4 separate regions of the Mus musculus genome follow, and all the other regions are linked to region 3. Evidence: chromatin loops called from intact Hi-C (ENCODE). Cell type or tissue: left cerebral cortex. All regions are shown on one strand.

The links. A loop is a pair of places that touch in the nucleus more often than their neighbours do. Peaks named below come from ENCODE experiments on the same cell type or tissue, not always from the same donor. Only the 100,000 strongest peaks of a DNase experiment are listed, where the experiment ranks them.
Region 1: a loop joins it to region 3, with 2.4 times the contacts of the local background. A loop is called at or near these places in 4 of 42 quality-filtered maps.
Region 2: it touches region 3 in a loop (2.4-fold over the local background); 13 of 42 quality-filtered maps call a loop at or near these places.
Region 4: a loop joins it to region 3, with 5 times the contacts of the local background. A loop is called at or near these places in 3 of 42 quality-filtered maps.

What each region holds. Positions count from the first base shown.
Region 1 is chr5:127,360,630-127,368,629 of GRCm38, reverse strand. The region is part of intron 2 of Tmem132c (transmembrane protein 132C); the gene reads right to left. Among named protein-coding and RNA genes, the nearest start is that of Tmem132cos, 83 kb to the right of the region's middle. In left cerebral cortex, a CTCF peak has its summit at 3,355 (motif pointing right); a DNase peak (open chromatin) is centred at 934.
Region 2 is chr5:127,476,864-127,484,863 of GRCm38, reverse strand. All of the region lies in intron 3 of Tmem132c (transmembrane protein 132C), which reads right to left. Among named protein-coding and RNA genes, the nearest start is that of Slc15a4, 140 kb to the left of the region's middle. In left cerebral cortex, a CTCF peak has its summit at 3,198 (motif pointing right); DNase peaks (open chromatin) are centred at 681, 3,204 and 6,921.
Region 3 is chr5:127,237,003-127,245,002 of GRCm38, reverse strand. Tmem132c (transmembrane protein 132C) reads right to left here and starts at 3,177. Exons shown (of 9, transcript NM_175432.3): 1 at 2,983-3,177. The coding sequence starts at 3,088. In left cerebral cortex, no CTCF peak of the experiment used is centred here; DNase peaks (open chromatin) are centred at 1,223, 3,251 and 3,526; H3K4me3 peaks cover 2,670 bases.
Region 4 is chr5:128,436,094-128,444,093 of GRCm38, reverse strand. Gm33738 (a long non-coding RNA gene) reads right to left here and starts at 606. Exons shown (of 3, transcript XR_001784972.1): 1 at 546-606. In left cerebral cortex, CTCF peaks have their summits at 4,032 and 7,008 (motif pointing right); DNase peaks (open chromatin) are centred at 4,043, 5,796, 6,313 and 7,005.

The DNA.
Region 1 (8,000 bases), 120 kb before region 3:
GATTTGTTTATCCCCTATGCTCTTGACTGTGGATGTACTGTGACTAACTGTGCAAATTCCTGGCCCTGACTCCCCCAAAATGATAGACTGTAAACCTGGAACTATAAGCCAAATAAATCCTTTCTTTTTCTAACTTCTTTGTCAGGCTATTTTATCACAGTAACAGAAATGAAACCATAATACTTCCAATTTCTGGCTTGTCTTCAAAGCCACAAAGTCTGGCAGTAAACTTTCCATTTGTCACCAGTTGCTGGGGCTGTCAAGTGGCCAATCCCTTCGGAAGCAGCATTAGAACATCCAGGGCCTGTAGCGCTGTTCCTTTTAGCTCCACGGGTGTGATATATACCCTAAAGTTTGGCCACTGTAAGCAGGGGGGCTGTCAGATTTAGAACTATGTAATGTACTAGCAACCCTCATGACTGTCTAATTCAGGATCCTTTTACCAGCCCCAGAGGCTGACATCACTCCTTCTCATTATATGTCCTGGTTACTGATAACTGCCTCTTTCTGATTTGCTTGTTCAAGACCTTCCATACAAATGGAATTACAGACACTAGAGTCATTTGTACGTGGCTTCTCTCAGCATCTTATGTTCGATGTTCACCTACACAACCGCACATATGATTCATTATCTTCAAATTTACAGTTTTTATGGCTGTGAGCCATCAATCATCGCTAGGATTTGAACTGGGGTCCTTTGGATCCACAGTCACTGCTCTTAGCTGCTGAGCCACAGCTCTAGCACATGATTTAATTTCTTTTGAGGGGTTAACTCTTTTCCACTAAACAGGTCCCTAACATTTGCTGATCCACCCAGCAGCTGGTGGGTAGGGTTTTGTGACTTGGCTGTAATGATAATGTTTCTGTGTACACTTATGTCCTGTGTGCCACCGTGTAGGATCCTACCCTTAGAACACTGGTGGGGGCTGGTGACTCACCCTTTGCTCTGGCTGGTTCCAAAGAACTCTACTGGAATAGCCTTCCCTAGTCCTTGTAAAAAGAGGTGGGAGCCAGCCTCAGTGCCATTAGTCAGTTGAGCTCTTAAAAAGTAACTCCCCCCGCCTCCCCGCTTGGGAACTGGGACTCTTCCAGTCCTCTTGCATATGAAGTCACATGGTATATCTCCTCAACTGCTTTCCTGCATTCATCCTTTATATTTATTGACTGGAACATGCTAAGAGTATATCACAGTTGGGATTGGTTTTCTGTATTTATTGAAGCATGTTTAGATTATACTGAGGCCATGTTGACTTGGTCAGGGACTGGAGTCACTAATTGAGGTGACTGTGCTCCACTCACCAGTCACAGCCATCACAGCCATCAGTGTTCATATACAAGAGTCAGGGTTGAAAGGGAGATCGCCTCTGCACCTGCCTCAGGCTACTGCATTCCTCACCCATTTTACGGTCACAGCTCTGCAAGATGAGGCTATGAATGCCTGATATATATTTTTCCCACCCCTTTATATTTATATATTATATATAAATTATATGTGATATGATATCTAATAAAATTATATCATATATCATATAAAGTATATGATATTATATTATAAAGTATATAGCATATGTTATATAAAATATATAGTATATCATATTATATGTAAAATATATAGAATATATTCTATGTGTTTATTTTATATATTTAATTTATATTTATGATATATATTATATTCATTATATATATAGCATTATCTATTCATATCATTACTCATTATTTTATATTATTCACTATAATATTTTATAATATATTAATACAATATATAAAGTATATATTAATATATAAATAAATATACTAAACATATTTAAGTTATGTTATATAAATATGTATTATACACACATATATATGTGTATATATGTATGTGTGTATGTATGTACATATATATATATGTATATATATATATGTATGTATGTATATGTATATATTAAGCAGAGTTACCCTTTAGCAGGGTGACAATGTCCCCACTAGATACCAGAGAGCTCAGTACCAGGAATGGGTTGCCTCTTTTGGATATATTGGCCAATAAAGTTGATAGAAATTTCAAATATCATAGGTAATTGCCAACACTCCTGATTACCCTCTAGAACTCGACAATAAGACCCTATTGTGGAAGCCGTCACAGACTTGAGTCATGTGAGAACATGGAGAAATCAAGCAGGCGTTCCCCAGGAAGCTTCATTCCTCCCGGATAGCTTTCATAATGCTAGAATGTCTATGACTGGTAGACAAAGTAGCCATCAACTTTACCTAGCTGTGAACCATTCAAGGTACAATAATGACCAGCCTGGCAAGACATACTCACTAGTGCAATCGTGGTACATACATCAGGGGTGTAACCAACCACTTTCTGATCAGATTTAAGGTCCATACCTGGCATCATTACTGGGGTCAGGAATCTGTGTCTAAACAAGCCATAGGCCCTAAGAAGAACCTACTGCTAACACTCTGTTAAATGGACAGACTATTAAATCATCTCTTGATAATTTACCCATATACCCACATATTAATAGAGCTTTCAACTCTCATCAGAAAAGTTTCTCTCTGCAGTAGACAGTGATGAACAAAGACCCACAACAGGTCAGTGCTCAGAGAATGAGAGGCTGTGGGGGTGCTCAGACACAAATGGGACAAAGACATCACATCCTCTTCCTCCAAGGCTCAGGCTCACTGATGAAGAAGAGGCAGAAAGATTGTGAGAGCCAGAGGCAGTGGATGACTACAGAGAGATGGTTTTCAGGACACAGCAGGGCAGTTGCACATATGAACTCACAGTGGTTATGATAGCATATGCTAGACCTTTGCAAGCTCAGGCCAGACAAAATCCCAGCATGGAGGTGGAAGGTGGGTACCAAGTCCCACCTCTATCTGAGGAGCTACTGGTAACTGATAGGTGCTGGGAGAGGAAGAAAGAATTTGCTCTAAAAGTGTAGCCCTTTGTAGGCTGACAATGCTCTAGTGGAAGGACACATACATAGGAATCACACTGGAGTAAATGGGCTTTTAAAAAAGGACAATACAAAATTGGGTGAGTAGTATGGGCAGTTAAGAGCACTTGGTGCTCGTCCAGAGGGTTCAGAGGACATGGTGGTCCAAATTATCTGTAACTCCAATTCCAGGAGATCTGATGTCCTCCTCTGATCTGCATGGTCTCAAGGCATGAACCTGGTACACACATACACACACACACACACACACACACACACACACACACACACACACAGACACACACAGACACACACACACAAAGACAAAGTATTCATACACATCAGATAGTAAAATAAATAGATCTAAAATGTTCTTTTATAAAAAGTTTGAAATCCCAACACCTATGTAAAAAAGTTGGCATGGTTGGTAGTGACTGCAGTTCCAGTAGGGGGTGCTAGAACTCGGTGGATCCTGAGAGAAGACTGACCCTGTCTCAAGGAAGTAAGGTGGAGAGTGATGGAGAAAGATATACAAATATCCAGCTCTGGCCTCAGCAAACATGGTACAGTTGTATGTGCATGTAACCCAGACAAACATGTATCAATTAATCAGCCAATCAATCAATGACTTGGAGAATGCAAGCTTTTCTTTTGCTCAAGAGCAGGCTTTACATACCTGTTCTCAAGATGTTAATTGTGGGTCGGGGGCACAAGGATCCAACTTTCTCTTGTGGAGGGAGAGCTAGGTGATACTGAGCAGAGGGGATACCTTCCCACACTCAGCATCTCACATGCATACAGCTGTTTCCCTGCCGAAGCACAGAGCCTTCCTGCCTGCCCTGTAGCACTCAGTGCTCAACAAAATTCTTTGTGGGGTAAGCTATTTGAGAAAAGCTCCACCTTATTGGCTAAATGCTATGGTCTTCAAGGGTCTCTGGGATGCTCCCAGCTTAAGGTGTCTAGTGTCTGAGCAGGCGCTGTACCCAAATGCTCTGGTCACTTCCTAGTCCAGATGCTCAATGGCATATGATCAGCAGAGTGGGCAGAGCATGCAAGGCCCATCAATGATCTTCCTCCAAATCCAGGACCTGAGAAGAGAGTGCCCCACCCAGGCAAAGGTCTCATCTCATCTGTCCACTGGCTGCATTTCTTAAAGGAAACTGGACATTTCTTTCAAAATCTGCTCGTGGCAACTGGACTTCTTCCCCTTTGAAAACGCCCTCCGTCATGAATAAACTGGAAGGGGATAATGTACCTTACAACCAAATTTCCTGATCCAAATATTACATGCAACATGGTGAAAACTGTCCAATTGTGGCCTTGAAATTAAGGGATGGATTGAGTGACGAAGCTGGGCAAAGGTACATCACCGGGTGACTTCTGGGAGTATCGTAAAAAAGAAATGAGTTTTGTTTTTGAGATGGGCTCTCACTGTGTAGTCCTGGCAGGCCTGAACTTGCTATACAGATCAGGCTAGCCTTGAACTCACAGAGAACACCTGCCTCTACTTCTTGCACTCTGGGGTTAAAGGCATGTACTACCATGCCCAGATTTTTTTTTAAAGACACACAGAAGGTTGGAAGATAAGGAGATGGGAAGAGTTGAGACACTGAATAGGGGATCACAGAATGAAATACCATAGGATAAGCTGTCAGAATGGACATTTGGTCACCTCAAAGCTATAGCAGAAAATACCCAGATGTCTATATTATTTATAACCTCACTTTATGATATTCCTCTTTTCCATGGTTCACCTATTTGTGGCACGCATGTATGTGGATGCATCTTTCTGCGTGTGTGTGTGTGTGTGTGTGTGTGTGTGTGTGTGCAAATGTGTAGGTACATGGAGGCCCAAGGTGGATGCTGGGGACTATCCTCCATCTCTCTAACACCTTATTCATGGGAGCAGAGTTCCTCAATCAACCCAGAGGTCACAACAAGTTGCTGGTCTCCTAGCCAGTTCTGCTTTAGGCTCTCCTTGTTCTGTCTTCCAAGGCTGGAATCACAGGAGGGTTACCCTGGCAACCTGAGCTCCTGTCCTCCCACTCCTATGCCAAAGGTGTGACCCACTGAACCACAACTCTCTGTCCCCTTTCACCTTTTAATATTTATTTATCGATTTATTTTATGTGTATTTGCATATGTGAGTTTATATGCACCACACACATGCATGAGCTCACAGAAGCCTGGATCTAGACTTATAGGCATTTATGAGCCACTATATAGGTTCTGGGAACTGAACCTAGGTCCTCTGTAAAAGTAATAAGTGCTCTTAACTGCCCAGTTTTCTCCCTGATTCCCTTTCATTTTTATGGGATTTCCTTCCCATTTCAAACAGTGAAGTTGGGGTTTTGGAATGAGAATGGATAACTCCAAGATAGATTCTTGGACACTGTTTTTCCTCTTGGTCTATGGGTTCCAGAACTGAGACATGTGTGTCCATGCACATGTGTGCATGTATGCATGTGTGCATGTATGTATGTGTGTGTGCATGTATGCATGTATGTGCATGTGTACATGTGTGCTGGGTCTTCTGTACTAAGGATCTTTGTGTCAAGTTTAAAGCCAGGGGACACGAGATCTTTGCGAGTAAACAAGGCTTACCTCCTCGCATGAAGCCTGCCACGATTCATGATTAGAAAGCTGTGAGTGAGGAAATGTGGACACAAAGAGTCTCTAAGTATTTTCTCGTCTCCCGTGCTCCAAAAGCCCTGCTTTCTAGGAAGACAATTCTTCCTACCAAAACTGGGGTGAAATGGTGATCAATACAGCTTGGGGACAAACCCAGGAGCTGGAAAATCCATAGCACAATGCCCTTCTGCTGCTAACACAGAACTCAATGAACTTTTATAGTTTTTTTAAAAAAAAATCAGTCGGTAATATTCAATCTTTTTATGTGCCAGACACTGGTATGAAGGCCTCACAAATTCAGAATCATTACAGGCCCATGGAAGTAGGTAATATAATTGAATTTATCTTTAAGATAAGCAAAAATTGAGGCTGTGAAGGGAAGCCCTGCATGCCACTCAGGCTGTGTGTGGCAGGAACAGAGGTCCTCCTCTATTGGGATGAAAAACCCAGACATCCTCTGCAATAGCCAGGCCAGTGCATGTTTCCCACTACCAGACTGCCTGGGCCTTAGATCCGTGTTGTCTGGGGGATGGAGGGTGGCTAGAATCACCCTGAAGAGGGTAGAGGCTGCACTTTCTCAAGGGGAGAGCTGGTTCCCACCACTGGAAGACAACAAAGGTGTCTCTGATATGTCACAACTCCCTTGAAGTGCTTTAGCTGCCTTCTGTCCCCATGCCCCCAAGGCAGCACTGTGTGGATTCAATTTACAAGATCTAGAAGTCCCAGGCAAAACCATGAACTCAGATTTTAGCTCAGTAACTTTTCCTGATTAGCCGGAGGAGGGGCACAGGACAGAGGAGTGAAGCAGGACCTTCACTTTAAATCCCCCGCCATTTTGGTTCCATATCAACACTTGGAGGAAGCCATAGACACCGCTCCAGAGAGAACTCCCTAACCAGCCATCTCAGCCCTGTAAAAAACATGAGTCTTATAAAGACGTATCCTAAGTCCTTTAATGACACCCAAAGCAACAGAAAATCGGGACCTGCAGCAACAGCCCACTCACAATTGTAAGAAAGAGCTTAGGGCACAGGTCAGCCATAGAACATTCAGGACGAGACCCTGGGTTTGGGGTTTGACTCTTGGATGCCGCAAGCACAAGAAAGTAAGTATATTGATAAGACAGAGCTCTCAGCAAATCATTATTTGAACCCGGAGGAATAAGTAATACCTTAAGAATATATGGAAATCTTTGCCTTTCAATTCTTTATGTGACGCACATGCAACGCAAAAACCTTACCAATAATCATCCTTGGAGCCAGACTACAAGAATAGGATGTCACTGAAGTACGGGATAGCATGCTGGCATTCTGTTTTGAAAGCATTCCCTCCCTCCCCACCCAGAAGCAAATCATCTGACAACATAATAAATATTGTTTAAGACAAACAAACAAATAAACAAACAACTGAAATGTAGCTGCGGCAATTATAACGGAAGACTTTCTCACTCACAAATAAAATCCCTCTTTTTGAATCCCTCACTTTTCAGCGTTACTTGAAGACAAATCTCCCTCTTACGGAGCTCCTGAGGAAGTCTGTGGAAGTCTGAGGAAGCTAGGCCTTGCGGTGCCTCCCCTAGGCATTTGAGAAAGCAGGTGTACTGAGCTGAGCACCAAAGCCCTCACAGTGAGAAGCAGTCTGAGTGCAAGAGTGCTCTGCCAGACACCCAGTGATGGAGGCCAACTTCCCGAGATGAAGCCCATCTCCCCGTTTGCTACGATATGCAAATTATGCAAATGAGGTCAAAGAAAGGTTAGCCTCCCTGCTCAATCTGATGAAACCTTGGGGCCAAAGACCCAACCACAGCAGCACTGAACGGCTTCCGGCTTCCGCTTTACTCTCCCAAAGCCCTGGGCTCCCAGATGATAGAAGAGCACACATAAGTGATCTCAGTTTTGAGGGTTTTTGCATGGTTTTCGTGTCCCCTCCCCCCTCCCCTTCCCATGCTCCTCCCCCAGCAACAAGCAGAACGTTTCCATTTCTCTGTGGCCTTTAGCTCCTCAGCACTTCTGAAACACAAGTCATTTACCTCACCCCTGACTAGCGGTGGTGGGTCTCTCTATGACTGTTAGGGCACCCACAATTAGGTTGGGGCTCCAACCTCACCACAGTCCATCAACATTACAGACATGGAAAGTCAGTCTCTGCTATAGAAGAGCACATAACCTTTGGAGCAATAGAAAATGGAAAAGAGGAAGAACAATCACTGGGTGAGACATCTTAAAGCCAAAAACAAAACAAATCAAAAAACAAACAAAACAAAACAAAACAAAACAAAAAACCCCAAGCCTCTTAAAGTGGGTGGTCTCCCCAGTTCTGGGGAGCCTTTCTTTATCTGAGAAGTCTATAACATTTGCAAGTAAAGGCATTGATCTTGCTCGGTGGTTTTCCTGAATTTTAATTCTGTAGCTGATAGAGAGAAAGAGGCCACCTACTAACTCGCCT
Region 2 (8,000 bases), 240 kb before region 3:
TTATGATTTTGGCAACAGCAGTAATACAATCAAGGCTCTGTCGAGGCAGCTGTGTAAGCAATCCCCCCCCCCCATTTAACTGGAGACAATGAAAAATTAATCTGGGCCCAGCGCAAATAAGTTTCTACAAAGACAATGAAACCCTTGGACTTTATCCTTCCTCCTCTGCAGATGTTTGCCGCCCCTCTTTATTTACCAGACTGTTAGTTGGGTTTTACAGCCCCCTCCATGCAGGGTACCTTCAGGGGAGCTGCCTTCCTGTCATCTGGCTAACAAACGGTCTCTGGTATAAATGAAGATAGATCACTCGTCTTCCTTCCAACTTGCTCCTTTTTCATTCCAGCACAGCAAATCACCATCTGATGCTTTCAAAGTGTGGTCTGCAGAGCACTTCACTGCGGTCAGTGGGGGAAAGCAATTTCTGCTGGGCTGTGGACTAGCTCCTTAGTGTTTTTAACATCTGGCTTTTTAAAGAGACGGTATTAAAGAACACACTTGCACCTGTTGTTGCAGATGAACAATAAAGCATTTGGTCCGAGTGCCCACGAGGGACTCTCCCTGTCAATCAGGTCACTCCTGTCCCCTCTTTCCTCTCTGACAAGATTCACCATTGTCCCTTTCCACACCCCACTCAGCAGCCCAGGGCCATGGTAACAACTTCAGACTGTGTCCAAAACCAGCCCCTCTGCCTGGAATGTTCTACCCACAGAGCCTATCACACGTCACTGATTCCAAAAGGATTTGACCAACTGCCAAGACAGAATCCAGATGCTTTTCCTGTCCCTGCTTCAAAGTCCCTCATGACCATCATGGAGATGTGTTTGAGAAGGCTTGGTGCACACAGCACACAGCACTCAGAAGGGACTGCAAGGCACAGAGAAGGTGGCCTCTGGCGAATGAGGAAGGTGCACAGAAGCACCCTTGGATGCGGTTCCCTCCGTTCCCAGTGTTTTCAGGGCCGAATGCCTCAGGTCCCCAGAGATATGGAAGGACTGGCTGTGCGGGTTGGCGAGGAGATACAGAGTTGAACTGTGTGCTTCCTAAATACTCGTTGAGCTGGACTGGATTGGGAGATGGGTGCAGCAGCCTAGATTCCCCCCAGTTTCTAAGAGGGTGGTCCTAGAAGCAACACCAACAGCTCTGGGTTAGAGAGACATCTCAGCAGCACTTCCTGTTCCAGTATACTTCCTGGGTTCGGTTGCCAGCACTCCTGTATGCAGCTCACAACTGCCTGTAACTCAGCCCCAGGGAGATCTTCTGGCATCCATGTGCACTGGCACTGGCACACGGGTATCAAAATATGTATCCAGACACACAGGCATTGGGATGAATAAAACTAAACCTTGAAATACCAAGCAAATGAGAAGCTGGAGAGATGATTGGATGGTGAACACTGACTCCTCATCCAGAGGACCTGGGTTCGATTCCCAGCACCCACAATGGCAGCTTGCAACTCTTTGTAACTCCAGTTCTGATGCCCTCTTCCAGCCTGCAAAGGCACGAGGCTAAAGGGTGGTTTGCATAACATGCTAGCAAAACACTCAAACACGAAATAAGTAGAAGTAAGTTAAAAACAAACAAGCAAACACTGCCAATCCTAACACTAAATTCTCATATAAACACTCACTTCAGAGGCCACCAAAAGAACCATACTAATTTGAACCCTTAGCCTGGATGCAAAACCTGACCACTAACCCCTAACATAATACAGAATCCTGAACCCCAACCCTGATCCTTGACTGTAATCTAAGCCCCAATTTCTAGCAATAATCCTAAAATTAATATCTATCTTACTCCAGACACTAGCCTTACCCCAATTTCACCCTTAACCCTAATCTAAATCCAAATCCCTAATTATAATCTTAACCCTAATTCTTAACAATAATCCTAAAATGAACACTTAACCTTACCCCAACTTCACCTCAACTCTAACCCTAATCCTAACCCCAACTATAACCCCAGCCCCTAACCTTAGCCTTAACTCTAACGCTAGTCCTTAACCCTTAACCCGAATCCTTACCCAAACCAAAACTCAACCCTAACCCCAACTTCCACCTCCAACTCCAGCCCAACCTCTAGCCATAAACCCTAACGCTAACCCTCAGCGACACAAAGGCTTGGATGTCTCTGGTGCTCTTTAAAGCACTCTGCATCTCTCGCAGCAGTCTGGTGTCGCTTTGATTCCTATTCTCCATCCACAGATGAGAGAAGTTAGACAGAGAAGCCAGCAAACCACCAGAGTTCCTCAGGAGGCAGGAATGCTGGGGTCTGCACACTGGCAGGCTGGCTTCTGAGCAGAAGGGATGAGGAACTAGACCTGTGGTTATTCCCCCTCCTATTCCTGGCTAGGAGAGTCCACCACAGAAAACAATCTTAAGTAAAACTAACCACACCCTGCAACTCATCCCCAGGGTCTCTCGGAAATGTCATGTTAGTTTGGGACCTGCCAGGCTGAGAAGAACAAACACAACACCCCAGCCCAGGTCACCTCCAATGGTGGCAGTGACACAGGGCTAACAATATCACACATTTCAGAGACTAATAGAAACAACTGGTATATTTAAACAAAACAGACAAAGAGAGGTGCATTCAGGCTTAAAGGGTCATGAAGTTCCTTAGGGGAGCACACAAAAAGCCAAATAAGTTGCCAGACATATGTGCATAAAGCATCAATTATATTTCTCTGTAGTCGACTCTCGGTTTCTGTCAGTGGGATTTTCCACAGGATCCTTCTTTAATCTAAAATTCCAAGAGGCCAGAAGTTCAGAGACGCTTTGAAAATTTCTAATCATTCAGATTATATTCACATTCTCATGTTGTTTTTGTAGGGTCCAATCGTGGCAGAAAATGCATGTTTTGGGGTTTTACAAAGAGGAATCTCCCAAACAGACCACAGTGTCTTGGGTCTTAGGAGTATGGAGAACAACACCAGCTACCTCTAACCTGCTGGTTGGTTGTGGGTAAGCCCCCTTCAGGGTCCTTGCTTCCTGCTTTCTCCACTACTCTCTCCTGCCTCAGGGGTTTACTGAGATGGCTCTGCAAGGAGGCAGCTATAGGAAACACTTTACAAGTTGTAACATTCCATAAAGATATGCGGACTTTTTTTTTTTTCCATTTTATTTCTGGCATGTGTATGAGTACTTACTTGCCTGCACATGTCTATGTATGTTTGCCATGTGCATGCAATACCTATATGGGCCAGAAGAGGGCGACAAATACCCTAGAACTGGCGTTAGGGATGGTTATGCGCTACTGTGAGAAATCTGGGAATAGAACCCAAATCCTCTGGAAGAGCAGCAAGTGCTCTTAATTGCTGAGCCATCACTCCAGTCCTCCCCCTGCAGCCCCCCAAGTCATGAGGGATTTTATGCCTCACGTTTGCCTGCTTTTATTTGGAGTTTTCCACAACAAAGAGTCTGTGCCAGCAATCCTGGTGTGCCTAAGCATATCTGGGGAGTTTGCATTGCTATATACAAAGTACTTGTCTCCTTTCTCCAGGTCTCTCCAAGGATGAGAGTGTGGTGCCTGAAAGGGGTTGGGACCTTCTAGGAATGTCAAGTGGGAAGGAATCTGTCTCCAGGATGTCACTGTTATTAGAGGGGTCCCATCCCTTGCGGCTGTTGGACTGGTTCTTTCAGCTCTTCCTATGCTGTTGGCTACAGACCCTCTACTTTTTGCCAGGCCGGCTGTGCCAACATGCAAGCCAGGAAGACAATGGGCTTCTAGCAACACATAAGCACAGCCTTTGTTGCCTAATCACAGAGGCGACGCATGCAGTAATACTGATTAAAAGCAAGCCACCGGCTCAGCTCACAATGACGAGGGTAGATTACATAAGGCCAAGGACCCAGGTGGGAGGATGAGGGGAGCAAACCTCGGCTTTCCTAATTGCACTTTGACGACTGGCCAAGCATTTGAACACGCCAGTCATTTGCTCTTGACAGCAACCTCAGGGAGTGGGAAAACAACACCTCTCTCTTAGAGGCAAAGAAACTGAAGCTAAGAGAAGTCTGTATGACAAACGCTGGCACAAACTCCACATTGTGGGCCCTGTCTCAACCACCCAGCTATGCTGAAACTTTTAATTTTTTAAAAAAAATATATATTTATTTTATATGCATGAGTGGCTTCCCTGCATGCATGTATGTATGTATATATGTATGTATGTGAGCCATGTGCATGCAGTACCCGGTGTCAGATCTCCTAGAGCGGCAGCTGTAGATAGCGTGAGTCTCCACGTGGATGCTGGGAATCGAACATGAGTCCTCTGCAAGAACAGCGAGTTGTTCTTAACCACCGAGCTACTTCTCCAGCTCTACAGCATTTTCTTATGAGACTTGGTACCCCATGGCTCTTGATGATGAGACTGGAGTTCCTATGGAGAATAAGCCCTTTACAGCTGTCAGTCAGGGTGGATGCCATCAGACAGACAGTCAAACAACTCTAAGAGAACTGCTTGCTTTCAATATTGGTGTTTGGAGGCAGGGTCTCCCTGTGTAGCCCAGGCTGGTGCAAAACTCAAGATCCCCTTGCCTCTGCCTCCTCAGTGTTGGGATTTTGGGTGTGTGATGCAATTTGCTAGCTCAGTGGAAAGTATCAGGAAATGTAACAGATGCCAAGCCTCTCCTGCTAATATCCAGGACTCAGGGTTCTCCTTTTTTTTTTCTTGGTCTATAAATATTTTATCTTATTTCTCTCATCTTATTAGCTCTTGGAAATTTTTATACAATGTTTTTTGATCACATTCATGTCTCATCTCAATTCCTTCCATAGCCACCCCCCTCTTCCCTACCCACCTAACTTTGTGTCATTAAAAAATTTATTGAATACAATCCATGCTACCCACATACTCTTGCCTATGTGGTCCTCATTGGAGTATGGTCAACCTACCAGGGGTCCGTATCCTTAAAGAAAACCACTTTCATTCTCCTAGTAACTGTTGGTTGCCAACAGCTCCGGAGCTAGCTGTGGGACTTTGTGCCCGCCTCTCCGCTCCATGCTGGGATTTTAAGGAGTCTCCCACCATAGTAATAACACGCCCATTTGATAGAATGTGTGATGGTTACTACCGACTGTCAGTTTGACAGAATCTACATGCACCCAGAGGCATGTCTATGGCCTGTGGATTTAGCTCGTCTTGCTTGTAGGTGGCAGCATCCCAGGACCGAACCACCACCACCACCACCACCACCACAACAAACAGACAGTGATGCTCTGCGCACCAGCATCATCTCTATCAGTTTCCTGACTGCAGATGCTATGTGACCACCTTAGCCCTGCCCCTGCCACCACAGTGAAAGCTTCCCTACTGACACCATGGCTTCCCTACTGTGATGAACTGTGCCCACTGGGAGCCAGAATCAATCTCTGCGGTTGCTTCCGTAAGGTGTTATGTCATCGCACATAGCAATGAGTTAAGTAATCAATACGAACAGGGACCATGGGGAGTTAACAGTGACCATTCTCAAGATCATAAGACAAATGGGAGCTTGTTCTATCACCACCTGCCTGGCCCAGAAAGGGCACAGAACACGCCAGGAAAGCAGGGGCTTTGCCCTGCAAAGAGAGGAGGTCTGGGGCTTGCACAGCTGTTCCTGTCATTATTACCAGGAGCACACATGAGCTCTTGGCCTTAGTATCACAACTGTCCCACCACACCAAGCCACTCTAGTGCTGGCTGGAACTGCTATGCCAAGTGCCTGAAACATCTGGAAGAATCTGCTCTTTGTAGAGGAGCCCTCGTTTTCACGATGTGTATCTCCTGTGTGCGCCTGCGGTGTGTGCATTTATATATGCCTGTACGGTTTGTTAGTTTCTGCATAGGCATGGTGGCATGCGCATGTCAGGCCTGTAGTTGAGAGCAAGGATCAATCACCCTTCATCACTTTTCTACCTTTCTACCTTAGTCCCTGAGGCAAGGTCTCTCAATCAAACCCAGAGCTCACTGATAGGACTAGGCTTACTCTGGGGACCTCTTTCTTACCCCCCCCCCCCCGTTCCTACCTTCTGAGGTTGGAATTAGAGGTAGCTTGCCACACCTACCCACCCAGCACGTACATGGGTTTCCTGGGGACTCCTAACTCTGGTCCTCACATTTGTACTTTAACTGATGAGCCAGCTGTCTTCTCTAGGTTCACCCCCCGCCCCCGCCCACTGACATTTTACTGGCTGGGCCTCAGTGGACTCCCTCGGATTCCAGTCTCACCTTCAATCCTGGTGACCCTCTGCCTCACAGGGCCCACCTTCCGCGTTAAGACTCACTATTATTAGAGCCCTGCTTGCGGTAGACACCCTTAGCTCTTCCTCCTTTGTACTGTGCTCTTGACGGCTTGGGCTGTGACAATCAAAGATCAAAGCCGACATCTCCCAGCCTCTCTTACAGGGAGGTGTGGCCACGAGCCTGTTCTGCTCACGAGAAATGATAGGTGCAGGTTCAGTGTCCCTTTAGAAGAGGAGGCAGGTTTTCTGTTTCACCACGGTTAATCCCAGTGGCTGGAGTTCTCAGTAGGGGATAAGCCATTGTGGGTGGAAGTGGGCGTAGCTACACTTTGGGGGTGATGGAGGGACAAAGCAGGAGTCTGAGCACTCAGCATCTTTGCTGAGTAAAGCTTCCAGTAAAAGAAGGAGGGGGAGGGGGAGGGGAGGGGAGGGGGAGGGGGAGGGAGAAGGAGGGGGGGTTGTTCTATCTGTCACAGAAACATCCCTTTTACTAATAAAAGAAACCACCTCCGTCTATATAGTGAGCACCTTGGTCCCTGATAGCCGCCTCCCTGTGTGGAGAGTAGGAATACACGCCCCAGCAGCCCACAGAGGACCGGGCGTGACTTGCCTTTATCCTTACTTAAGCACCAGCGCATCCTCCCAGGGTAGAAAATTAAGGACATGATGGATGAGTTGTCTCTGCCATTTAGCTGGCCTAATTTATACACTGCTGGTGAGAAAATGCTGCACTTGAGACAGAACAAGTACGGAATAGTAAGGACCACTTATGAAGAATTAATGTGATCCCTGGGAACAAAAGGGGAAAGTTATCCGACTACCCGGGAAAGGCACCAATGGCTTTGCCATTGATAACAAAAACGTGTTACGCTGTCTTTGAGAAGGGTGTGAGGTCTGCCAGACCTGACTGATTCAAAGTTATTCAGATATCCTCTCTGCTGGGAGTGTGTCTTCCCACACTGCTTTAATTGTTTCTTTTGAACGAGTTGTTAGCTTTTCTTCTGAACAAAAGATTCAAAGCCTTTCCCGCCTTAGGGAGTCTGGGTGTCACTTTCAGAAGACTTGGAATGGCAAGGCGACGGAATGAGGACACATGGGCACATGGCGATTAGGAAGTGGGTGCCTGAGGTCCCTGATCTATGGTGACCAGACTCTGAGGCGTATAGAGACCAAAAGATCATATACACAGCCAGTCTTTATGTTTTTAATGTATCTAAATGGCCACCCTTGTCTTCTCCATTTTCCAACTAGACATTTTGCCAGTGAGCTTTTGTTCATAAGTATGATGGTGCCACCTCCCTGTTGGTGACATTTTAAAGGTTAGGAAGCACTCCCTTCCTGCCTCTGCCTGGCCAACCCTGATCTTTGGTTGCTGTTGTTACCCTTGGATCACGGCAACAGAGATGGATCCTGTGTGTTAGCGCACACGACGCTCCCGACTGGTTCCTGAGCACATGAGAGCAGAAGTCTAGCTGCAGGAGGGAGCCAGACCGCACTGGGTTTGTAGTGCAGAGCAGATTCTCTTTAATTCATACCACTTTAAACACGGCCTTGCTTACAAGCAATTGACCCAGATTCAAGTAATACCGTCCTTTATTGGACTTAATAACACACAGCACTTCTCTAGTGAACTTGCTTCTCAGATCACCTTCTGTCTTTCTGGAGACCGATCAATGTCATGAGGGTGGGTGAGTGTGCAGGCCAGTCACATGAGCTTCAATACCCCCAGGGTTTGCCAGACACTCCATCATGGTTTGATTAATGAATGCGGATGTAAAGAT
Region 3 (8,000 bases):
TATGTATAGCTTGTGGCAAATAGAAGATCATTTCTTGTAATTTACTCAGATAATCTGTATGCAGTTGTGCAGTGTAGTTTAGGAGCCTGACATAGATGCTACAGGGGGGAAAATGAATTTTTACGTGACTTCTCCCATTTTTAAAACTATAAATGTATTTTATTTAATTACAGGAATACTCCCATTAAGAACAAAAACGAACAAAAACACTGAAAATCTGCAGTCTTTTGCAAGCATCCTGTGGATAGTCCAAGTCTGATGAGAGCCAGGTTGGGGGGGGGGTGAACAGGGGCAAGCCAAAGCCTGGTGGGGGTTCCAGGGACCTTTGAACATCTGTCACACAGGGGGATGCTGTGTGGCAGATGAGAAAGGATGGCCCAAGGTCTTGGTCTCCAAAGACAGCATGGCCGTGGGCAGGGGAGAAGAACCTTTTTTACCGGTAATTCCCAGAGTGCTAAGAGGCCAGAGAAGTGTTTATCATTCCTTTCTTCCTTCCTTCAGTGGCCAACACTGATCTTAAAGCTATTTCTATTCTCCAAAGCCTCCTCCAATCGAAGGCTCCTGAGCTTCGTTCACCACCGTTGATTCGTCCGTGTACAGCTTACAGCCCACACCTCCATAGAGGCCTCGGTCCACCTGGCCGTGTGCACATCTCAATATCAGTGGACCTTCCATCGGGTTCCGGTGAGCTGGAATCCACAGCCCAAACCAGCTGTCTCTGGGGCCCGTCCACCTAATCAGAAGCCATCAGAAGCCCACAACCCTTTCCACCTGCCTTTGAGGGTTGACGGGTGTAGAAGCGGGTGTTTCAGCTCAAGGGAGCCTTAGGGAGAGAGCCCTTCCTTTCAATGCACTGTCCTATTTATGAAAACTCCAGAGCACAACTGTGCTTTCTGTAACCCCTGATGTGTTGCAAAGCTTCAGAACTAACCGTCAAAAACACACACTTGGTTGGTGGCCGATGACTGGACAGATTTCCAAGGTTCCAGAAACATGCGCAGAGACCCTTGTATAGTCAAAGTCCCTGGTGGCATAGCTGTTTTTAAGACAGTGGAAATTTAAACAAGGGTGAGAAGGTGTTTGTTTCTGTCAAACATGCTGTGGAGGAGCCGGGAGGTGGCTCAGGGGTAGACTCACGCATGCGCGTGTATGCAGGAGGACCTGAATCCCAGACTCAGGAAAACAGAAAAGCGAGGCAGGTGAAGCAGGCTGGCTTCCCAGCGCTTAGGAGGCAGTAATGCACAGGGCAGGGCTGGAAGGAACTTAATGAGGGAACTTCCCCGCCAGATGAGAAGCTCTGTCTCAGAAAAAAACAAAAAACCCTCCGTGGAGACGGACTGCGGAAGACAGCGAGGATTGATCTCCTGTCTCTACACATAGGTGCGAACACACACCCGCTTGCACACGCACGCACGCACGCGACATCTTACAGAGTAAACACCAGGCTGGGTTAGGAAGACACCGGGGACGAACTGTAGCTTTCATCAGCCATACAAAGTGAAAACACATTTGGCAGACGGGCTTCCAGAACCAACCTTAGAAGCCCTCCCCACTTCCCACCCCCAACATGGTGAAGTCTAGCAAATCCAGGTGTCTTGGTGGGGAGGGGGGCGCTTTGCATCACATGGGCTTTCCCAGCCCTGCAACCTCCACCATGCCAGCCCCACCCCAGCGCCTTCAATCGCCAGCCAGCCCAAGGTCTAAAACGGCCACCGCAATAACAGCCGCTTCTTAGTCAGAAGCGAAATCTGGGTCTCTTTCTCTCTTTCTTTCTAACTCCCCATTAAGCCATTTGGTGATCAGAATCCGCGGGGAGGTGTGTACCGAGAGCCGCCTCTGGGCTAATAGCAGAACACAGGTAAAGGCTCCTGAATTTCTGCTCTTTGGGGGGGGGGGGAAGCCCACTCCCAACACCCCCACCCCCCACCCCAGTTTACCCGGGGCTCTGTGGAAACAGGACCCACTGGAAGGAAGCACAGCGTACATGGCAGGTTTGTCTGGGAATTGCTCCTCGAGTAAGGGGCATCCCCTGGTTTCACATGGTGGAGTAGAGACTTTTGTAAAGCAAATTCTACTTTTTAACGCCAATTGTCAACTTGTCTCCCCAGATACATTTCCAGCCCATCCTTGGAACCCCGGACAGGAGTGAGGTCTCGACATCTGTGCGGGGCGGATTAGAGCGAATCCTCAGTCCAGTCCGTGTCAAAGGCTGAGCTTGAACCCGCCTCGCTGCGGGAGGGCTCAGGACTCCGGGGAACATCCGGGCTTAACCCACCGCACGCGAAAACCCCTTCAGGGCGCCCCCGCGACCGCACCCCGTAGCTCGCGGACCCTAAATGCCTGAAGCCAGCGGCTCCGATCTTCCAGTCCTGCCTGCCGCCGACCGGGCTCACAGAAGAGTAATAATATGACTTAGCGACCTTAAGCAGCAGCGAGCGCTCTGGCCAGGCTGCGTCAGCCGGTTTGCACAAGTCTCCAGAAACCTGCAGAGTCCGGATTCCCACGGCCCCCGGAGCAAAGGACCGAAGTGGGAGCCTAACGGCGAGTCGCTGGAAACCAGAGCGGTCCGATGCTTTCAATGCCACCGTTCGGTCTAATGTAGGGCGGAAAGTCTCAGGTTTCTCTAAAGCTGGGGAAGGGGCCGCGGGAAACCAGGGTCCTCCCCGCGTCCCGCAGCTGCACCGAGTCCCGGGTGTGTAGCCCAATGTAGAAGTCAAGGTGTAGCCCAGACCCAGAGTCCGGCAACCACGCCCCCCCCCCCCCCCCGCTCTCCTGGAGGGAGGCAGTAGGGCTTCGAGGTGGGCTGCCGCGGAGGATCCCTAGCACTGACTCTAATGCTCCAAGCTGAGGCTGGTGTCCGCTGTTTCCGTAGATGGAGGCTCTAAGATGGGACCCGGATCTCGCGCCGCTCTCTCCACCCTCGCCCCGGCTTTCCCGCAGCCTACTAGGGGACCTGGAGGTCCCCGCCAGCGCCCGCCTTACCTTGGCCCAGTAGCGTGGCTAGGACCAGGCTCAGCGCCCCGTACCGCGCCGCCCGCCTCGGGGCCGCGCCCTCGGAGCGCATCGTGGCCGCTGTCACGCCATCCATCGCCAGCCCCGGGACCGCGCCGGTTGCCCCATGCCCGGGGCCGCCCCCGGCAGCGCTCCGGCTCCGGCGGCTGCTCCTGAACGGGTCCGGACAACTTTTCTCGGGTTGCAGCCGCGGTCCTGCTGATCCCGCCCCCGGGACCGCCCACTTCGGGCCCGCCCACTACACCCTCCGGATCCGCCCACCTCCGGCCCCCGCTCGCGGCCAGAGGGATGGATGGAGGATGCTTGTGTGCCAGAGAGGTTCCCGGAGCGCAGGCCTCGGGAGGGAGACCCAGAGAGAGGACGAAGAGACTCAGAGACCTCGAATCCCTCTCCTCCTGCTGCTGATCGGCCGCCTCGCAGTCTCCTGCCTCCGCGCAACCATGTCCTGCAAGACGGCTCTGCCCAGGTGCTCACCACGCAGGATGGAGCTGGATCCTTGCTCCCTGCGACTTGCTCCCCCCACCCCTCACGGTCACTCGGGGCCGTCGGTTCCCCATCTACAACATTAGGTCCTCCTCTTCTGAGGGCTGGAGACAACTGGATTTCAAAGCCACGTGCAGCTGTGGAGGAACTATCTAAGCGAAAGATTGGATTCAGTGGGATGTGTTCGGATGTGTGCTCCGCGTGCACTGCGCTTGGGAACGCGCTGACTAACCCCACTGTCTTTAGAAACCGGCCTGGGGCATGTGGCAAAGGCGAGACTCTTTTGTGTCTCTCACCCAATGTACTTTAAAAAAAAAAAATCAACTGTGCAGGGTTAAAACAAAACAGCGACGCCATGTCTCCACCTCCCCCTCCCCCCCCCCAAAAAAAAACATGCCTCAGATGTGCCTCGGTGAGAGCGGTTTCTCTGCACACCCTGAACCCATTTTCTCCTGACTTCCCAGCACTCCCTTCTGGTCACCAGGTTCTAGCCATGTCCCTTTAGGCTTACCAGCCCTAGGGTTTCATCTGCTGGTCCAGGAGCCTGGGCAGTGTGCTGCACAAAGACCCTCTTGGGTCTGCAAGTGAAAGGTTCTCAGGATGCACGCGCGAGCCTCTATCTGCCACTAGCTCTCCAAACCTGGGGATCCCCACCCTGTTCTAAGCCTCACGCTGCATAGGCTCAGTGGTCCCTCTCCCAACCAGGGCTGACAGAATCCTGTTGACCAATCCTTTGGAAAAGCTTTCAAAAACAGTGATTGTAGAAGAAATACCAGGGCAAGAAGCAAGCTTTCCAACCCCCAGATCAGGAGAAGGCAGAAGCAGCCCAAGGAGCCCAGACCTTGGAGACTAGCTTGCACCCAAAACGCAACTGGGCTCTCACAGGCCAGGGAGGCAGCCACTTTATATTTAGGTGATGCAGGCCCTACTGTTCAGCTCACTAAGCCACGGTAGACACATCCTTAGGAAGCAATAACGAAGTCACATGAGCCCCAAGAGGGGAAGGCAGACTTAATCATTTGTTTGTTTGTTTTTTGTTTTTTAAGTCTGGAAGTCTCTAGAGAATGACTTTTTAAAAAAAACTCAAATATTTAGCAAAGGAGATGTGCAACAGCCCGTTATTTCAGACTGAGGGATGGAGTTTGTTTCATCCACTATCTCCCGTTCAATAATAGGAACAAGAATTTAAAACCCCAAGGGGTTCTCACCTCCACATCTACACCCTGAATCACCATATGGGCACCTACTGTCATGTCCTCCAATCTCTTGAACCTTAGATACATCTCCCTTCCTGATGCCTCCAGAACAAACAGAAGGAGACCTAAGTAAAGAGAGTTTTCCTTTTGCAAGCTCCGCTTTAAGACTTCCTTTAATCTGCCACGTGACTTAAATCCAACAAACACATGGGAGAGAGGATCCTTGGTCCCTTTATCTTGGGAAACCCGCAGGTTCCCCCCTGGCTAACAAAGTTTCCTGTATTTATTTATTTTTTTAAAGTCCTGTATTATTGAACCTCAAAATCATTAATTCTTTAACTGAAATTGCTTCCAGATGCTCGCCTGAGTCTCATAAGCGACACCAGAGACCACTAATCTCCTCAAAGGGTATTGCGAAACTCCCCATAGGCTGCGGGCACATGGAGACAATTAATATGATTTATAGGAGGGCAGAGTTATTGGCAGGAGGCCTCCACATGTGCCCAGGGCTTCTAAGTGGAAGAGGCCACTTTTTAGATTTGTTTTGTTCATGCTGAAATCTTAAATGGACGGGGTATGGAGCTTGTTGGTGCGGCTTAGAGCAGCTTGTGCTGTCTGCTTCCAGGCAGGGTGTATGTCTCTGTATTGCTATGCTATACATTAAATGAGCCAGTGTTACTGAGGGTAAGACAAGAATGGCTATAGATTGGCCTCGTAAAAGCAGCCGTGGTCAGCTTGCAAAACAAACAGGGTCTTGACTCTTGGTGCTTATTGGTTGACACAGAAAACAAGGAAGGAAGAAAAATAAAAGACATGTTAGGCTCATGTTCGCAGACACATCGCAATGACCCTTAGAATTCCACATGTCATTCAGCCATTCAGCAAACAGTTTCCAGTTACCAGCCAGTTTCTTAGAGGGTTCTGAGAGTAGACTAGACCAAGGTCCCCTGATGGTTATCCTTGATTGACAGCTGGTTGGAATTTAGACTCTCATGGAAACAAGCCTCTGGTATGTCTATGAGAGGGTTTCTAAATTGCTTTACCTGTGGAGGGAAGACCCACCTTGAATGTGGGCAATACCATCCTGTGGGGTGGTATCTCAGACTGAATAAAAAGGAAATAGTGAGCTGAGCACCAGCATCCATCTCTCTCTGCTTCCTGACTGTGGATACAATGTTACCAGCTGCCTCACGCTCCTGCTGCCATGCCTCCCTGGCTCCACCACGATGAACTGTATTCCTTAAAACTGTGAGCCAGGATAACCCTTTTTCTCTCTTAACTTCCTTCGGTCAAGTATTTTGTCACAGCAATGACGGTCCTAAACTCGGATCTTTTCTCCTGTGGTAGACAGGAGCTCTAGGGAGGATGACTAAGGCAGTCTGTTAGGAGTTGTTGACTTTCAGTACAGCCTTCAGGGAAAGTGCAGTTGTGGGGGAGGGGACAGGTTTCATGATGATGAATGGAGGTAGGCAAGCAGAGGACTTTTAGGAAAATCCACAGTGAGAAACAAGGCCAGGCCTGGGTAGAGTGTGGCCCCAGGGGCAGCCGAGGATGCCAGGGGGTGTGGTGAGAACCACTGGATTTATCTGGGGAGGACTGGATGTGTCTGGGGAGGACTGACTCACAGTGGGATGCAGAAGGGAGGAGGGAACAATTGATAGATCTGTGCTATTGTGAGAGCGTCTTGAGCATCCGTGTATCTGAGGTTTCTCTGTATGGAGTTGGGGGGAAATTCTAGCAGCACAGGCCGCCGATTAGGAAACAGGCTCATAGAGAAGGTTACACCATTGCTGTGAAAATCAACTTTCCATTCAGAGAGTTGGTTCTGCTAGTGAAAGGCTAGCCCTAGGACCTGAGTTCAAGCCTCAGGACAACACAGCAGAAGGATAGATCCGACTCTCACAGGCCAGGTATCCTCTGACCTCCACACATACACCACACGGATGTACCTCAAGCATCACAAATGAAATGTAAGATCAGTTTTCTAAACATTTGATGTCCCCTGCTGTGAGTTACAACACCACTTAGTTGATACCAAGTCTGATAACTTGTCTCCATGAAGCAAGCTCTAGGCTGAGGAGGAGGGATGCAGAGGCTGGAACATAAAACTAGGACCTTCTCCCTCTCCTCTCCCTCCCTCCCTCCCTCCCTCCCTCCCTCCCTCCCTGAGTGACAGAAGAAGCCCTACCTTGGACCACACAGTAAGGACACAACTATTTAGGGACCACCCTCTGGGCACTTAGTGGTGCCCCCTGGCTCATTTCCCTGTTTACTGGATGATTCTTCTCTCTGACGTTTCTCCAGCCTGCTCAGCTCTGTATTCCCAGCCCTGCTAGAAGCTGTGTGTGCAGGGCAGGCCACTATCTCCAAAAGAATCAGGCCTGGACCTATGGATTAAGTGTCCGTTTTACTGATGATGAATCTGAGAAGGAAATGCTTTGTCTTTAGCTCATTTAGTGAGCATTGCTGATGGTGATGATAATTCTGCAAGCACCCGGGGTGAACCAGAAGACTCTTGTTAGAGAACTTATTTGAGACAGGTGGGGGGTCTTTGTGCAATTCCTTTCACTACTTAGAGAGTTCTTTTTCCAACATTAAAACATGATTATTCTATGACAGTGTTACTGACAGACTCCCAGACCCTCATGCTAACTCGGTCTCTAAATAGCTGACTATCTCTTGATGGGAATGTGGGCTTGGCTTCTCCAGTGAGGTGTAAGGTGTACATAGCTCCCACCTGTGAACACACCAGATTCCTCTCTCTACCCTTCCCCAATGTCCCATATATGCCTGTTGGATACATCACTTCTCTTCTTGCCTTATCCCATAAAATGTACAGAGCTAATACTCTGCTCGCCCCTTGATTCAAGAGAGACTGATGTTCATTTACTATAGGAAGCAGGTCGGTACACTCGAGATTAGTTTACAAAGATGAACGATGATGCATTTCTTTAAGTGCATTTTCTGCATCACCGTCATCACCACCACCACCATCCTTACCAGCTTCACCATCTCTTGTTCAGAAGTATTTGGACACGATTAACTTTACAGTGAATCCTTTCAGATAACGGATGGAGAACGGAGGGATTTTTGTCCAGTGTCCGGAAGCTGCAAAATGTCAGAGCTGGGATTCTAACCGGAGCACTCTGGCTAGAGGACTCCTTCACTAACTAAACTGTCCTCAGCCATTGTTCTTCACATTCCACTGGGGCCTTCTTAAGACGTTGATTCTCGCTCTGTGGAGCTGAAGGTCTGCTGGCCTCTTCCCTGCATTTCTCAAAAGCCTCCAGGTAGGGTGGGGTGGTCCGG
Region 4 (8,000 bases), 1.2 Mb before region 3:
AGTTTCCCATCAGCCTGGGTGACAGGAAATGTCACCATTTCCTTCCTTTGCATATTCTTTTCTCTGCCATCTGTCCCTGCCATTGGGTGAGTGTCTCCTATTATCGCTTTCATTTTCTGTCGTGTTACATCCACCGTGACTTTCTGTCTCACCACGGGCCAGCCCAGAACCAAAGGAGCTGAGGGAATGAAACTGTGAACAGAACCCTCTCAATCCAGGGACCAAAACAGATCATTTCAACCTAAAGTTTTTCCATCCCAGAGTTTGGTCACAGATACTCAAAAGTAATACACACACACACACACACACACACACACACACACACACACACACACACAGAGAGAGAGAGAGAGAGAGAGAGAGAGAGAGAGAGAGATCTCCTTGCCTCAGTTTCCCCGATTTTCCCGCAGAGATACAGGAGGTTTGATGGACTCAGCCTCAGACCTGAGAGTATCATCCTCTTCAGTAAATTGGACAGTTGTTTTCCCAAGAGACTGTAGCTACATAGTAGCAGAAGAAACACAGCCCTGGCACAGACAACCTACCTGCTCACACTCAGAGCCAAGGCAGTGGGAAGCGGGGATCGGGGGTGGGATGGGGGTGTGGGGGGCAGCCCCAATCCTTTCCTAATGCATTCTAGAAGAGCATTGTTCTGTGGTGCTCTGAGCCACATAGAACAAAGCCATCAATACAAAAGACAAAAGCTCTATTGGGGGTGGGGGTGGGGTGCCTGAGATCCCCCGATCTCTGAGAAGACACACATTCACAATTAATAGCGCTGGTTCCTGTTAGGAAATCCAACCCAGGATTAGACCGAACAAGAAGAGAGCAGTTATTTAACACATCACCAGGAGGCATTTGTAATAAAGTGCTCAGCCAAGGCCTTGAGGAAATGAAGGAACCACAGAGGTGTCTGACCAAACGAACTGGTGTTCCTAGCGCAGGAAGCTGTCTGTGCAAAGGGCGTGTGTCCTGACTAAGGCTCGTCGAAGCAGCACTCTGGGCAGGGATGTGGATGGCAGTCACACAGCCTCGGAGAGCATTGTCAAGAAGTCTGGCTTTTCATAGAGCAGGCCAAGCAGCCTGCTTTGCGGCTGAGGAATGAGCGAGTCTGGGTTAAATTGTTCTTTTGTGAGTGTCCATGTGTGTGAGTGTTAACATGTGTGTGGGGTAGGGTAGGCTCAGTTGTCATCCCTCAGACTGCCTTGTTAATTGAGACAGGGTCTCTCCATGGCCTAGAACTCACCAGGTAGGCCAGACTGGTTGACCAGTGACCCCCTAAAGGTCTACCCATCTCCCTCTTATCAGTACTAGGATATCACATCCAGCTTGTTTGTGTGTGTGTGTATGTGTGTGTATTGTGTATATGTGTATCTGTATGTGTATGCCTCTCACTGTCTCTTTCTCTGTGGATGTATATGTGTGTGTGTGTATCTGTGTGTGTGTGCATCTCTCTCTCTCTCTCTCTCTCTCTCTCTCTCTCTCTGTGGTTTAAGCCCATGGGGATTTAACAACTTAACTCTGGTTCTGTGCTTTTAAGTTAATTACGTTACCAACTGATCTTTCTCTCTACCCTGCCGCCCCTCCCCCAATTTCCATTCTCCCAAATACTCTATCCAAAGCAGATACAGAATCCCCACTATTATAAGGAGAGATGACAATAAGTAGTTTATCTTCTGTCATGAGGACCCAATTCACTGCAGAGCAAGGTGTGTGCGGAGACAGAGGTGACTCACAGCACTCAGCGACTGGGATGACATGGGTCCCAGAGTGGCTGACAGCCTTTCCATCTAAGCTTCTCTGTCCCCTAAGAAGAGCACTGGAGACCCACAGAAGCATAGTAAGTTCAATTCACAATCCTACCAAGTCAGACATCAGTTCAGAAGGGCAGGCGCTTGGATTGAGCGAAAGAAAGAAAGAGGAAAACATAACATTTTGCAAAGCCTGAATGCACAGCCTCTTTCCCCTTTCCTCACTTATAGCCAGCCTGCATTCCAGGTTCGAGCATGCGTGCTTAACCCTACCATTGCTGGCTCAGAAACTCCAGCCAATCTGGGAACTTCCCAAGGCTGATTTTTGGAAAGAGCTTGAAAAATATTTGCTAAATATGTATACTCGAAGCACAGATTTTTCTCATAATGGAAATTTCCAAATTTATTGCCAAAGTAGTTTCCCCTCCAGGAATGCCAGATTCAAAGAAAAAGAAAACGAAGAAGAAGAAAGAAAGAAAGAAAGAAAAAAAAAAAAAAACCAAAACCCAACAGCTTGGATTCTGGTTCATTTACAATACACAGCTGGATAACAGCCAGGCACGAGTAGCCGCTTGTAGATCAAACTGGAAATGATGACCAGGAAGGGCCAGTTTTGACAGGAAGTCCCAGTGTGACCTTGTGAAGTTAGTTATGTTTTACAAAGGTGGCAAAAAGGACATCTAGGCTTCCCATCCGCTTTTCAGTGGTCTCCAGATTCTCTTCTAACTAGTCATAGGCAGTAGTTTTAACCCTCATCCACATCAGACAGATCTCCCTGTCACCTGAACCTCATACGCAAACTCACACGCATCCAGGACCGTCTGCAGCACCCCCTCCCCCCCACTCCCTGGGTTGAGTGTTTCTTTTGCCTCGATTTTAGCCCCACCCCTTTCATGCTGTCACAAGAACCCACTTGATGCCGGAGAGAAGAGTAGATGCCACTGGCCTAATGAGTGCCTCCCCTAAATTTATATGTGGGAATTGCCACCGCAAGTAAGAGGGCACCAAGAGAGCCCTTTGGAAGGGGGGTGAGGTCATGGGGAGGAGTCCTCAGCAGTGTATCTTTGTGACTCGTATCTTTGTGAAGGAGACCCCTGGCTGTTCCCAGTGGGTGAGGTTTCTGTGAAAAGATGGCTTCAGGAAGCAGCTCTTTGCTTCATTCATTTGAGTAATCTGTGTTATAAAGAGTAGTGCTGGCCCCGGTACCCTTTGCAAATTGCTTGGCATCTATGCAGCTATGAAGTTGTTGCATCAATGCAAAGCAAAAGCAACAATTCCTGAATCAGAATCATGAGCGCTCCCATGCAACTTGTAGATCAGGGAGTCTCCATTCCAGCCCCCATCCTAGCCCCTCCCCCTAGTCCCACCTCAACCCCACCCCCACCCCAGCTTCAGCCCCACCCCACCTCAGCCCCACCCCCACCCCCAGGCTTATCCCAGCCCCACCCCAGCCCCACCCATGCCCCCACTAACATGCCCTCTGTGAGGACACCTCCTAGTTCTTGTGACTTCTTGTTGTGATGCAACAATATTCAACGAACAACTAAATTTCCACTCCCATGTGGGCAAACTGGAAAGAAATTCAAATCACATTCCACGATGCTTTTTTTTTTCTGTTAAAAATATTCTTATAGCTATTTTCTGTATTGCGATCTCATCTCCAACCCTCTCCCCCCACACCCCTCCCCAGTGTTGACCCTTCTGTGGGTCCTTTTTGTGTCCTAGACAATTTCACTTCCACTCTCCTTCAGTGTAGCCACACATGGCTTTATGTGACTATGAAATCCGGGAGTCACAGTAGAGAGAAGACGCATCTTATTTGTCTAAGGTTGGCTTACGTTATTTGGTTTGATTTTCTCCAGTTGCTTCCATTTCTAGAGATTGGTACAATTTCCGTGTTCGGTATGGCTGAATAAAATTCTATTGTGTGTATAAACATTTCCCTTATCCGTTCTTCCGTTGTATTGCTTTCATATCTTGGCCATTGTGAATGGTGCTGCAGCGAACATTGATGTGTTAAGCACACAGGATATATTGACTTAGGGTTCCCTAGGTGTGTGCAGGTGTGTGCACCTTTCTGTCACTCCATGGGCCCAGACACAGGGTTTCCATAGTCTTTATAGCCTTGGCTACCTCTGTTTTCTCAGGTGAGATGATGAGAAACCTTTGCAGTTTTTAAAATAAATGTATAACTTGACTAAGCATATGCTGTGGTATGACAGATGTTACAGTTCATTCCCTGGGAGGGAAAGCAGGTGCCTGAACTACCAAGTGCTACCACTAGGAGCCGCTGCAGGCCCACTGATGGACCCCATCGCCGCACCTGCTGCCTTGGCCCAAGCCATCTGTGTGCCCTGGACCCACCGAGAAGCACAGCTGTGTCCTCCAGCTGTGCCAAGGGAAATGAATAGATGACATAGTCGCCCCTCACAACCTTGGTACCATTAAAATAACAATAACAGTAATGACAAAGACCTTGAATTGTGCTTTTCTTTTATAAATGTGGGGAAATGTTTAAATCATCTCTTATACTCCCTCCCTCCTCCTAATAACTACACAAGTGTAGTGTAGTTATTGTGTCCAGATGGAAATAGCTCATCGTGGAAGGAAGCAGAAGGCTCACACAAGTTACAGGGAAAGTCACAAGAACTCGGAGGTGTCCTCCCAGAGGGCATGTAAGCAGGGGCGTGGGTAAGGGTGCGGATGGGGGTGGTGGTAGTGACTCGCTGAGCTTCAAGTTGTATGGGAGCTCTTGTGATTCTGATTTGGGAATTGTTGCTTATGCTCTGCATGGATGCAACTCTCTGAGTCAAGCATGCTCCTGGAAGTATCCACAGCAAACACACGGATCCCCAAGCAAGCCCATCTCGGGCGGGGCCATCTCTGTGGTCTGACATTTGGCAGACCCTATCTGGGGGTGAGTGGATGCTTGTTTTTGTCCCCACTAAGAGAAGGCACACATCAGTTGCAATACCACTTGGTCACTGCAAATCGATTTTGTTTTCAGACCCAGAGAGAACTCCCGAGCGAGTCTTTACTAACCCAGTCACTTTTTTTTTTCTTTCTTTCTGAGACTGACGTCACTCATGTGGCAAGTCAAATTGGAGTTTTCAAGCAACTGGCTGTGTGGAATCACACTAGGTGCCTCCCGTATTGATCGGCTTAAGAGCCAAGCAAACACAGATCTTGTAATAAACTGAAAGGCTGGCGCAGATTTGATAGACTTTTCCCGAAGACATGTATATGTCTGTGTAGGTGGGGGCATCCTGACTTTGAGTGATGGGTCGGTGCTGTATAAGTGGCCAACCAGGTACATCCTACCATTTTATCCCCCAAATCTCACGTAGATGACTACTCTGTACTGGAGAGACAGTTCCACAGGGAAGCCAGAACGACCCTGCTATTAACTTGGTGGCATTCGAAGGCTTTCGCTAAGCAATAAATACATGGAGTCCCTTTAAGTGAGAACGACCTTCCGCCTTATCACTTCAATATGCTCATTTCCAAGACGCTCCTTTAAGCCACTCCAAATTGGGCCATAGGGCCATAGGCTCACACTGTGAATGACCACAACGTGGTGTATTTACAGTTGCCTTTGATGTTAGACTCTCACAAATTGGTGGCTGGAACTTCCCTCTTTGTGGTGGTTAAGCCTCTTCCTCCAGGGTAGGATTAACTCCCTGGTATCCATTTCATAAGCGATATATATATTGGATGTGAGGATGTGGATGAAGGAGGATTTTTGCATTCTGGTAAGCCTGCCTTGCATGCTAGGTCATGAGATCTCCCCCCCAAAGCACAAAGCTTTTCAGGCCCATTAGAAGATTTGATTTGTGAACAAACAAAAGAAATCAAGCCATTTGGATGCTTAGCCAGGGAAACGAATCGATCCTTCCGACTCATGTCAAACGTTGGACTCATTACGGGATTGTGGCTCAGGTCTCCACCGCGTGTCGGGGCCCACTGGTGCTTGTGACCCACTGGCTGGAGAAATGGCAGCTGCTGTCTTGTTCTGGGAAATCTGGGCTTTGGCTGATCTCCTAACTCCTCCGTGCTGACAGAGAGCTTCACAGAAGCTGGCCCAACTCCAGCCCCTCAAGCTTGCAAAGTATCCCTTCCAGTCTCACACAGGAGGTAAGCTCTCCAAACGGGCTCGTTGGCTTCAGACGTCAAAACGACACTCTAACAAACACAGACCGCAGGATGGGCCAGAGTCCCGAGCAGTACAACAGTAGCCAGCGTGGGACCCTTGTGGAAACACATCCCTTGTCTGCAGAGAGCTGGTCAGTCTTATGTCAGAGACTAAAAATTCAGAGAGAGCAAGTGAGAATTTGAGGATAAAAAGAATTAGGGCTCCTCTGCTAGTTCCAGGAAAACCTGCAGTCATGGCATTCTGACAGGATGTCATGACAGGAACCCTCTAATTTTCTTTTTGTCAGGGCAGGTCATACAATACACCGTCATGGCACACTAACTCTAAGTCTTCCCAACTGAACACGATTCCATTTCATCTCTTGCCATACAGGGAGCCCCCACGTGGCTGCTGCCATATGGAATCACATTGGCTTCATCTCATATTGATCAGCATGAATGCCAACCAAACACAGACTTTGGTATAAAATAAGAATCTGGGGGAAAGGTTGTCTCCCTGCATTGAGCTGGAAACTTCAGGAAGAATAGCAAGGTTGGAGGGTCACCCTGAGGTGTCCTGGGCTCCACTTGAAAACCACATATAATCTCCCACCGGCACATGTCACCTCATGAAGGCTATGGCGTTATTTGGCTTTCTAGCACATAGGAATAGCCAGTTTCAGGGGCACATAGATAGTTTCTGTCAGAGTCTTAGGGACAACTGGAAAGCTCGGGTGGATTTTGGACAGCAGACTTGCGGTGCTAACCACCTGAGAGAATCCTTACCCGCTCAAGCCTTCAGTGGCGGAAGCGGGGTTTATCCAAGTGGTCCTCACAGCAGTTCAGGGAGATCGTTTGGGGTCTGACTTTCTGCTCTGTTCTGGAAGTCAGCAATGTAATGATCACTTAAAGGGCCACGTGAGAAATTTCTGACACCCTGGAGCCCTGGGCGGACTGAGTCGGGGACAGACAGAAGGGAGAGCCAATCTGAGAAGGAGAGTTGATCTGAGCCTGCAGTCACTGGGAAGAATAGAGGATTGTGGGGACACCACATTTCCTGCCAAATTTCCTGGTAGAAGAAGGCAAAGGCTTCGCTTCGCTCATCTCCATCATGCTGAGCTGCAGACTCTAGGGGGCGCCACCGGCCTACAACAGCCTTCTTGAACAAGTTCCATGGCAGGGCAGGTGCAGCGTGCAGAGCTACAGGTGGCCATTGGCTGCTTCAACTTAGTGGAGATCTCTGGCACCTGCGCTCAAATCCAGTCAGCCAGCTGCAAAGTCCAGTCACCTGAATGCTGGGGAAGACTGAGTGACAGATGGACGGAACTCCCCACCCCCCACATAGTACCCTCTCTGGAGCGCAGTGTGTCTCATGGCTGCTGTCTCTGCTCACCAAAGCGGTCATGAGCCGATTTGTCCCTGACTGATTTCATAATCATATCGTGAAATATGGGGAGTTATATTAAAAAAGGAAGTTCACGGGCAGGTGACTGCCAGTTCCAGGGCTCTTTGGTGCCAGTTTGCGGTTTAGAATCTCCCATGCTTCCGAAACTGACAGAACTTAATTTCAAGAGAGACACGGCTGAAGGGAAGAGGTGCCCGGGAAAGCACGAATATTAATAATGTCAAAATTGTGAGCGAATTCCAGCTAGGCTCTGCGCTTTGCATGGAAAGGCACGTCCTCTGCGTTTTACTTCATTTCTTCACCTTACTTCCCCTTGTGCTGTGGACCGAACCCTCAGCAAGCACAATGTTTACCATTGAGCTATGCCATTTTGAAATAAGCACACTGGAGTTGCCCAAAGGATGCTTCATAGTGGTCCTCGCCTGAGTTTCTCCTTGCATCATCCCGGAAGGATGGAGGGAGTGGGATTCAGCCTTACGATAGTGTGATCTCTAGTATCTGTGATGTCTTCACGCACAAAATGGGCACAAGTGCATGCAACTGCGGACATTCATTGGGCGGCTTGCGAATCCAGCCTCCTTGCTGTCTTTACCAGATCTCGGGCACAACTGTTCTTTCTTTAAACTGGCTGGAGGATGGTATCTTTCTGTAAAATGGCAAGCCCGCCTAGTGTTGAGATCACACGCTCAGCATGAACAGTTAATGCTATTTAA